2 separate regions of the Homo sapiens genome follow, and region 1 is linked to region 2. A link is an interaction called in ENCODE POLR2A ChIA-PET data of the cell type or tissue named here. Cell type or tissue: endothelial cell of umbilical vein. All regions are shown on one strand.

Region 1 (4,000 bases), 140 kb before region 2:
GTGCCCAGAGAGTTAGATTAGGGCCAGGCTGCCTGTCTCCTGGCCCAGGGCTCTGTCCCCTGTGCCAGTGAGTGAGGAGGGGCCTTTGGGCTGACGGTGGTGGCATGAGGTGTGAGGTCGGGAATGCAGAGGGCTGAGAGAGGGCTGGCTCCAAGCTAGGGCTGCAGGAGGAAAGTTATCGGCGCAGGGAGAGGGGAGCAGAAGGGAAATGGCACATGTGCTACAGAGCCTGGTGAGGTCAGTGGGACCTGGCTGGCAGGAGAGGGTCTTGGAGACAACTTCCTTGGGTGGCTCTCTGTGTGACCTTAGGTCAGTCCCTCACCCTCTCCGAGTGATGTCCACCCATCCATGTGAACCTGGGCTGAAAGATCTATTTCCACCGAGTAGCTGTGGTTGGGCTGCTGTCGAAAAGCGCTCCTCCCAACGATGGGAGGACTGTGGGTCCTGGCAAGGGGCAGGCGGGAATCCTAGGGGTTGGCATAACCTTTAAGCCTCCTCTGCGGACTCAGCCCTCCTTGGGGTGTGGGGGATCGCCAGTCACAGCCCTTCTTCTCCTTTTCATCTTTATTTTTCTCCTGTTCCCTCTTCCCCTCGCTACGTGGGCTGATCGCTGCTCAAACTTTTAATTCAGATGGTAATTGAAATAATAATATGGGCTGAGGCCCCTCTGCTTGTGACGCTGCAGCTGGTGGAGCTCGGCTATGAATAGACCTTGAGTCACACACGCGCGCTCCTGCAGGCGCGCACACGGGCGCTCACGGGGTGGTGGGTGGGGTGCAGCATGGGGAGCAGGGGTGAGCTCACGCTCTGGCTTGCTCTGGTCTTGGCCCCCCACTCCCAAAGGTCTTGACCAATCCTGGCCCCGTGGCCCAACACGGGGTCCCTGTCGTGAACCTGGAAGACTTTGGACATAGATGATTCTCATTTACAGAAGGGGAAACTGAGGCTCAGCAAGGGGAAGTGGCTGGCTGGAAACAGGCTGGATTTGAATGGATGGGTTTTGCCTGATTCTAAGACCACTGTTCTCTGTTGGGACACACAGGGTGGGAAACCGGTGGGGAGGAGTGCTGGCGTGTGGCCCCTGCCCCTCCCTCTGCACCCGTTGCCCCACCTGCTCGCAGCCCCCTTTCAGCCTGCGCGTGCATGCTCAGGCACAGACACAGGCACACACGCATGCGCATGCGTGAGGGCTGCTCAGATGGCTGGTGCCGTTGCTTGGTGGCTGGGGTGAGAGCAGTGTTCTCAGGGTATTGCTGCAGGAGGGAAGCTGAGTGCCAGGCTCAGCGCTGGGCTTCATATTCATGATTTCACTTAATCCTCCACCACCCTGGGAGAACCATCACCCCCACTTCTCAGATGAGAATACTGAGGCTCAGAGAGAAGCAAGGATTGGTTCCAGGCTCCTGGGTGGAAACAGCCACAGATGCTTTGTCCTACTGTGCACCCAGTGCCAGCCCCTCCAGGACCCTCATTGGCCACCTGAAGGGAGGTGGGTACATGTCTGCCAGCCTAGGCCTCCCCTTTCCTTCCATGCAACAGCTCAGCCACTCCTCCCTGTGGCTGCTGGCCAGTCCCTGACCAGCCCTGGTGCCAACAGCTGGGACGTCTGGCCTTGGCAGGCAGGGGAGGGTGAGGTGCCCCAGAGAGACATTGGCAGGTCAAGAGGTCCTTAGGGGCTACCAGGAAAGGGGGTCCTTGGTGTTCCCGACCCCAGCAGGAGCTGTGGAGGGAGAAGTCAGCGTTGTAATGGTGACCTGTCAGCTGGGAGCTTTGGTCTAGGCCTGGGGGGCCCCCAGCAGGGCAGAGGGGAGCTGGGGCATGGGAGGTGCAGTTGGGCGGAGGAGCTCCCTGGGACTGGGATGGAGGAGAAGCCCCCACCAAGCCTGGCCCAGCAGCTCCTGTCTGCGGCTGCATTGGCCTTCTCTCCATTTCCTCTCCTGGGAGATGGAGAAACCGAGTCCGGAGACCACCAGGGTTTGCCCAGGGTCACTCAGCAATGGTGGCAGAGCCTCTCAACCCGGAGCTGCTCCTGACTCCTCTGTGTCCTGATGGCTCCCAGGGCTGCCGGCCCCTCCTCTCTCACTGACACTCCCCAGAGCTGTGGGGTCTGTGGGAGGCGAGCAGGGTCTGGGTCTCTTTAAGCTCCTTCTCCCCAGAAAATCCCCAGATCGGAGCGAGGGGAAGGGCAGCACTCCCTGGTCACAGCAGTAGGAAGGGTGGCCTGCGTCAGGGGCCTGGGATCGAATCCCAGCTCAGCCCCTCACTGGCTCCGCATGACCTTGACTAGGCCACTGTCCATCTGGGGGCCTCTCTTTGCCCCTCTGTGTATCGGGGGCCACCCATGGGGATGGTGGGGCGTGCTCAGCCTTTTCCTGTTTTGCCTGTCCTGGGAGAAGCTCACACACCAGCGACCCGGGCTGCAGGGATGGGAGGGTTCCTTTTTTTTTTTTTTTTTTTTAAGACGGAGTTTCGCTCTTGTCACCCAGGCTGGAATGCAATGGCACAATCTCAGCTCAGTGCAACCTCTGCCTCCCGGGTTCAAGCGATTCTCCTGCCTCAGCCTTCCAAGTAGCTGGGACTACAGGCATGCGCCACCATGCCCGGCTACTTTTTTCTTTTCTTTTCTTTTCTTTTTTTTTTTTTTTGAGAGTCTCACTGTGTCTCTCAGGCTGGAGTGCAGTGGTGCAATCTCGGCTCACTGCAACCTCCCCCTCCCAGATTCAAGTGATTCTTCCGCCTCAGCCTCCCGAGTAGCTGGGACTACAGGCGTGTGCCACCACGTCTGGCTAATTTTTGTATTTTTAGTAGAGACGAAGTTTCACCATGTTGGTCAGGCTGGTCTTGAACTCCTGACCTTGTGATCCGCCTGCCTCAGCCTCCCAAAGTGCTGGGATTACAGGGGTGAGCCACTGCACCCGGACGGGAGGGTTCTTTAGCTGGGCCACAGGAGAGGGTGCATGTGCTGTGGGGAGCTGACCCCATTTTACTGATGGGGAGATTCAGGCCTAGGGGAGGGGTGTGCCCATCTTCAAGTTGGTGGCAGAGTTGGCCCCTGGGACACCTCAGTGAAGCTTCCCCCAACCCCCTGCAGCTCCTCTCCCAGCCCCCACCCTAGACTCCCCCAGGAGCCTCCCCTCTCCTCATAGGCCTGAGAAGCCCAGGACCCTCTGCCCTGTGAGTGTGAAGGTACCACTCAGCCTGGGAGACAAATGGGATGGGGTCCGCAATTAGGGGCTCCTTGGGGCCATACAGGGGAGGTGGTGGGCACAGGCTGGAGAGGCCCTGGCTGGGGGTGAAATGGAGCAGGCAGAGGGGCTTTGGGCATCCTTCAAACCTCGTGCCCATGGATACCCTTCTGCAGTTATCCTGAGAAATGGGCCTCAAGTCCCTCCTCACTGTTCCTCACGGGGAGCTCCCCATCTCCGGGGAAGCCCACTCGTGTCTGGAAGGTTCTGCTAATTGATCCCTGACTCCCTCTTTCCTTCGCCCTGCCCTCTGGGGCAGAGAAACCCAGCCTGCTCTCAGCAAGACAGGAGGAGTGGCCCACCTCCCCCTCCCCTACCCCAAGGCTCCTCCAGCCTCAGTTGTCCCAGGCGAGGCCCGTGACTGGGAAACAGAAGATCTGGGTTCATGTCCAGCTCCACCCCTTAGCAGCTGCGGAATCTGGGGCAGGTTTTTCACCTCTCTGAGCCTTTACCCCCTGCCCCGTAAGGGTGGGCGTTTGCCTCTGTTTCTTTTTTTTTTTTTTTTGAGATGGAGTCTCGCTCTGTTGCCCAAGCTGGAGAGCAGTGGCGCGATCTCAGCTTACTGCAACCTCCGCCTCCCAGTTCAAGCAATTCTCTGGCCTCAGCCTCCCAAGTAGCTAGGACTACAGGTGCGCACCACCATGCTCGGTTAATTTTTGTATTTTTAGTAGAGATGGGGTTTCACTATGTTGGCCAGGCTGGTCTCGAACTCCTGACCCTCATGTGATCCATCCACCTCAGCCTCCCAAAGTGGT
Region 2 (4,000 bases):
GGCCAGGCACAGTGGCTCATGCCTGTAATTCCTGCACATTGGGAGGCTGAGGCAGGTGAATCACTTGAGCCCAGGAGTTGGAGACCAGCCTAGAGATGGCAAACCCTGTCTACAAAAAATACAAAAATTAGCCAGGTGTGGTGGCTTGCGCCTGTAGTCCAGCTACTCGAGAGGCTGAAGTGGGAGGCTCACTTGCGCCCCAGAGGTTGAGGCTGCAGTGAGCTGTGTTAGTGCCACTACAGTCCAGCCTGGGTGGCAGATTGAGACCCTGTCTCAAAAAGAAAAAGAAAATACAGCCCTCCACCTTCGGTACCTGTGGGGAATAGGTTCCAGGATCCCCCTCAGATACCAGAATCCTCTGATTCTCAAGTTCCTGATATAAAAAGCTGTAGTATTTGTATATAAGCTACGCGCATCCTCTGTATACTTTTTTTTGTTTTGAGACGGAGTCTCGCTGTGTCGCCAGGCTGGAGTGCAGTTGTGTGATCTCGGCTCACTGCAACCTCCGCCTCCCAGGTTCAAGAGATTCTCCTACCTCAGCCTCCTGAGAGCTGGGATTACAGGCGCTCCCACGGGAGCACCTTGGCTAATTTTTGTATTTTTAGTAGAGATGGGGTTTCATCATGGTGGTCAGGCTGGTCTGGAACTCCTTGCCTGGTGATCCGCCTGCCTCAGCCTCCCAAAATGCTGGCACCTGGCCTTCTCCATATACTTTAAATCATCTCTAGATCACTTATAATACCTAATACAATGTAAATGCTATGTAAATAGTTATTGTACTGTATTTTTAATTTTTATATTATTTACCTATTTATTTTTGAGACATGGTCTTGCTCTGTCACCCAGGCTGGAGTGTGGTGGTGTGATCATAGCTCACCGCAACCTTGACTTACTAGGTTCAAGCAGTCCTCCTGCCTCAGCCTCCCAGGTAGCTGGGACCACAGGCACGTGCTACCACGCCTGGCTAATATTTGTATTTTTTGTAGAGATAGGGTCTCACTATGTTGCTTAGGCTGGTCTCGAACCGCTGGACTCAAGTAATCCTCCTCAGCCTCCCAAAGTGGTAGTACTACAGTTGTGCATCACTGCACCCAACCTATTTCTTATTGTTGTGTTGTTATTTTTTATTTTCTCCCCCCACGTATTTTTGATCCATGGTTGAATCGGCAGATGCGGAACCCACAGCAGATGCTGATACGAAGGTATCAGCTGATAAGAAGATGCTGTGTTCTAATTTTTAATTTTTTTTTTTTTTTTTTTGAGATGGAGTCTTGCTCTGTCGCCAGGCTGGAGTGCAGTGGCACAATCTCGGCTCACTGCAACCTCTGCCTCCTGGGTTCAAGCAATTCTCCTGCCTCAGCCTGCCGAGTAGCTGGGATTACAGGCGTGCGCCACTACGCCCAGCTAATTTTTGTACTTTTAATGGAGATGGGGTTTCACCATGTTGGCCAGGATGGTCTTGATCTCTTGACCTTGTGATCCGCCTGCCTCGGCCTCTCAAAGTGCTGGGATTACAGGCGTGAGCCACCGCGCCCGGCCTGTGTTCTAAAATTGATTGTGGTAATGGCTGCGCAAGCTTGTGAATATACTAAAAACGGTGAGTCGCACACTTTGAGTGACTCAATTGGAGAGTTATCTGAATTACATCTCAATAAAGGTGTTGAAAGAAATTGCAACTTATAACACAGTATCCAGTGAAGCGTCCCCCACCCCTTCCTCCCTGACCCACTTAGCCCTGTACAGTCATGTTTCTGTTCAGTGTTTCTTTATGTAGCTAGAGCCAAACACAGATACTTAGTTCCCCACCTTTTTAAAGAAAACTGAAATGAGAGTGTGGAATATACACTGTTCTGTGCTTTGCTTTTTCACTTCCTGTATCTTGGAGATCTTTCCACTTGTGTGCAGAGAGAGCTTCCTGGTTCTTTTTCCATTGTATTCTGTTTTATGGATGGGCTATTCTTTATTTAATCAGCCCCCTCAGGAGGGACATTTGGGTTGTTTCCAAGCTTCTGCTGTTCCAAACAGCCTGCAGCCGACAGCCTTGTCCCCGCCTTGTTTTGCACCGTGCTAGGATGTCAGGTAAACTCCCAGAAGCGGGGTTGCTGGTCAGGGCTGAGTAGCGTCAAATCCCCCTCCAGTGGCGACTCAGCAGTTGACGCCTCCACCACCTGGGAGGAGTGCTCAGCGCCCCCACAGTCTTGCCGACAGACAGGTGTGTTATCTCGTAAGACTTTTGACAATCCTAGGTGAAACATGGTCTTTCACGATCATATTAATTTGCATTTCTCTTACAAGGAGGTTGGGCATCTTTCCCTATGAGTAAGGCTTTTCTATTAATGATTTCTTTCTCTGTGAAGTGTGTGTTTCAAATCCTTTGGCCTATTTTCTGCTGAGTCTTTTTCTGACTGATTTGTAGGAGCTCATTACATATTAGCTCTTTGCCTGTGATAAGAATTGCAAGTGAGTATGTCTCTTAGGACTTTATTTCCGGTGTTTTTGCCATGCAGAAGGGATTCTTTTTTTTTTGGAGAGGAAGGAGCTTTTTTTTTTTTTTTTTAAATGGCTTTAGGATTTTGAATCAGGGATAAAAATAAAAGCTTTGCCTAACCCCAAGGCTATAAGGCAATTCTCCCTTCTTCTAACATTTCATTGTTATTTCTTATTAAACGTTGAGTGGATGCAAAGAATACGTATAGAATACCTGCATGGCCTAAGGTGTCCCTCCCTGGGAACCACCGTCTGACATTTAATCTTTTTCCTTTCTTTCGTGTTTAAATCTGTATTGTCCAGTCTTGTTGCCTGTTTTGATATGGAAACAAGTAGAACTGTGCTTGCACTCTTCTTTTTTTTTTTTTTTTTTTTTTTTTTGAGCTGGAGTTTCACTCCGTCACCCAGGCTAGCGTGCAATGGCACAATCTCGGCTCACTGCAACCTCCGCCTCCTGGGTTCAAGTGATTCTCCTGCCTCAGCCTCCCAAGTAGCTGGGATTACAGATGCCTGCCACTGCGCCCGGCTAATTTTTGTATTTTTGGTACAGACAGGGTTTCACCACCTTGGCTGGGCTGGTCTCGGACTCCTGACCTTGTGATCCACCCGCCTCAGCCTCCCAAAGTATTGGGATTACGGGCGTGAGCCACTGTGCCTGGCCTCGGGTAGAATGTTTTCAAGGTGCACTCGTGTCGTAGCGTGTATCGGTACTTTATTCCTCTTTATTGCTGAATAATATTCCGCCGCATGGAGGCACTGCATTCCATTCATCCTTGCATCTGTGACAGATGTTTGTTGTTTCCACCCTCTGGCTGCTGTGAGGAGTGCACCCCTGGGACCAGGGTCATTGTGTGAAGCAGGCATCCTTTCCTCTTCACTGCCGCCTGGGATTCCCTGGTGACTGCGCCACTGTTCCTGTTCTTCTGCTGCTGAGCACTTGGGCTGTTTGCTCCTGTGTCCATCCTTGTCCTGTCCCCCTGGTGCACACGTGTTTCTGAAGGATGTACACTCAGGAGTGGGGTTGCTTGGGCGAGCGTTTGTTTATGTTCAGCTTCACCCAAGAGGTGCACAGGGGCTGTGCCAACTCACACCCACACCTTTATTTCTTATATACAAACTTTTCCTCTACTTGAGATTTCTCCTGGTTGTGGTGTGAGCCATGGTGTCTTTTCTCAGGTGGCCAGCCGGTTGTTCAGGGACATTATTAATGAACAGTCTCATCTTTTCCTCTGATGTGAGGTCCTGCCTTTCTCCTGTCTTGAACTCCTCCTGAGGCTGTGTCCCTGGGGGTTGTTCTGGCCTGTTTGTGTCCTGTTGCGACACTGTCCTACTCCTCCTGCTGGGCTCGCTGCTGGCCCCAGGAAGGAGACACCCTGTCGCCCAGCCTAGCCCCAGCCCTTCATCTCATCCACCCATACAGCCAGGGAAACTGAGGCAAGGTACACTTTGGGCTTGGTCTTTCTTGTGACTTCTTGAGTTGGGCAGTGGGCCCAGGCAGAGAGCGGGGCCTTGG

Evidence for each region. Peaks named below come from ENCODE experiments on the same cell type or tissue, not always from the same donor. Only the 100,000 strongest peaks of a DNase experiment are listed, where the experiment ranks them.
Region 1: POLR2A ChIA-PET joins it to region 2 with 8 read pairs; 4 of 35 experiments call an interaction of 5 or more read pairs at or near these places.

Annotation. Positions count from the first base shown.
Region 1 is chr22:38,446,705-38,450,704 of GRCh38, reverse strand. The region is part of intron 1 of KCNJ4 (potassium inwardly rectifying channel subfamily J member 4); the gene reads left to right. Among named protein-coding and RNA genes, the nearest start is that of KCNJ4, 6.5 kb to the left of the region's middle. In endothelial cell of umbilical vein, no CTCF peak of the experiment used is centred here; no DNase peak of the experiment used is centred here; H3K27me3 peaks cover 470 bases.
Region 2 is chr22:38,303,990-38,307,989 of GRCh38, reverse strand. The region is part of intron 6 of TPTEP2-CSNK1E (TPTEP2-CSNK1E readthrough); the gene reads left to right. The region is part of intron 2 of CSNK1E (casein kinase 1 epsilon); the gene reads left to right. Among named protein-coding and RNA genes, the nearest start is that of CSNK1E, 11 kb to the left of the region's middle. RefSeq lists enhancers at 1,858-2,107, 2,208-2,257. In endothelial cell of umbilical vein, no CTCF peak of the experiment used is centred here; a DNase peak (open chromatin) is centred at 1,859; H3K27ac peaks cover 518 bases.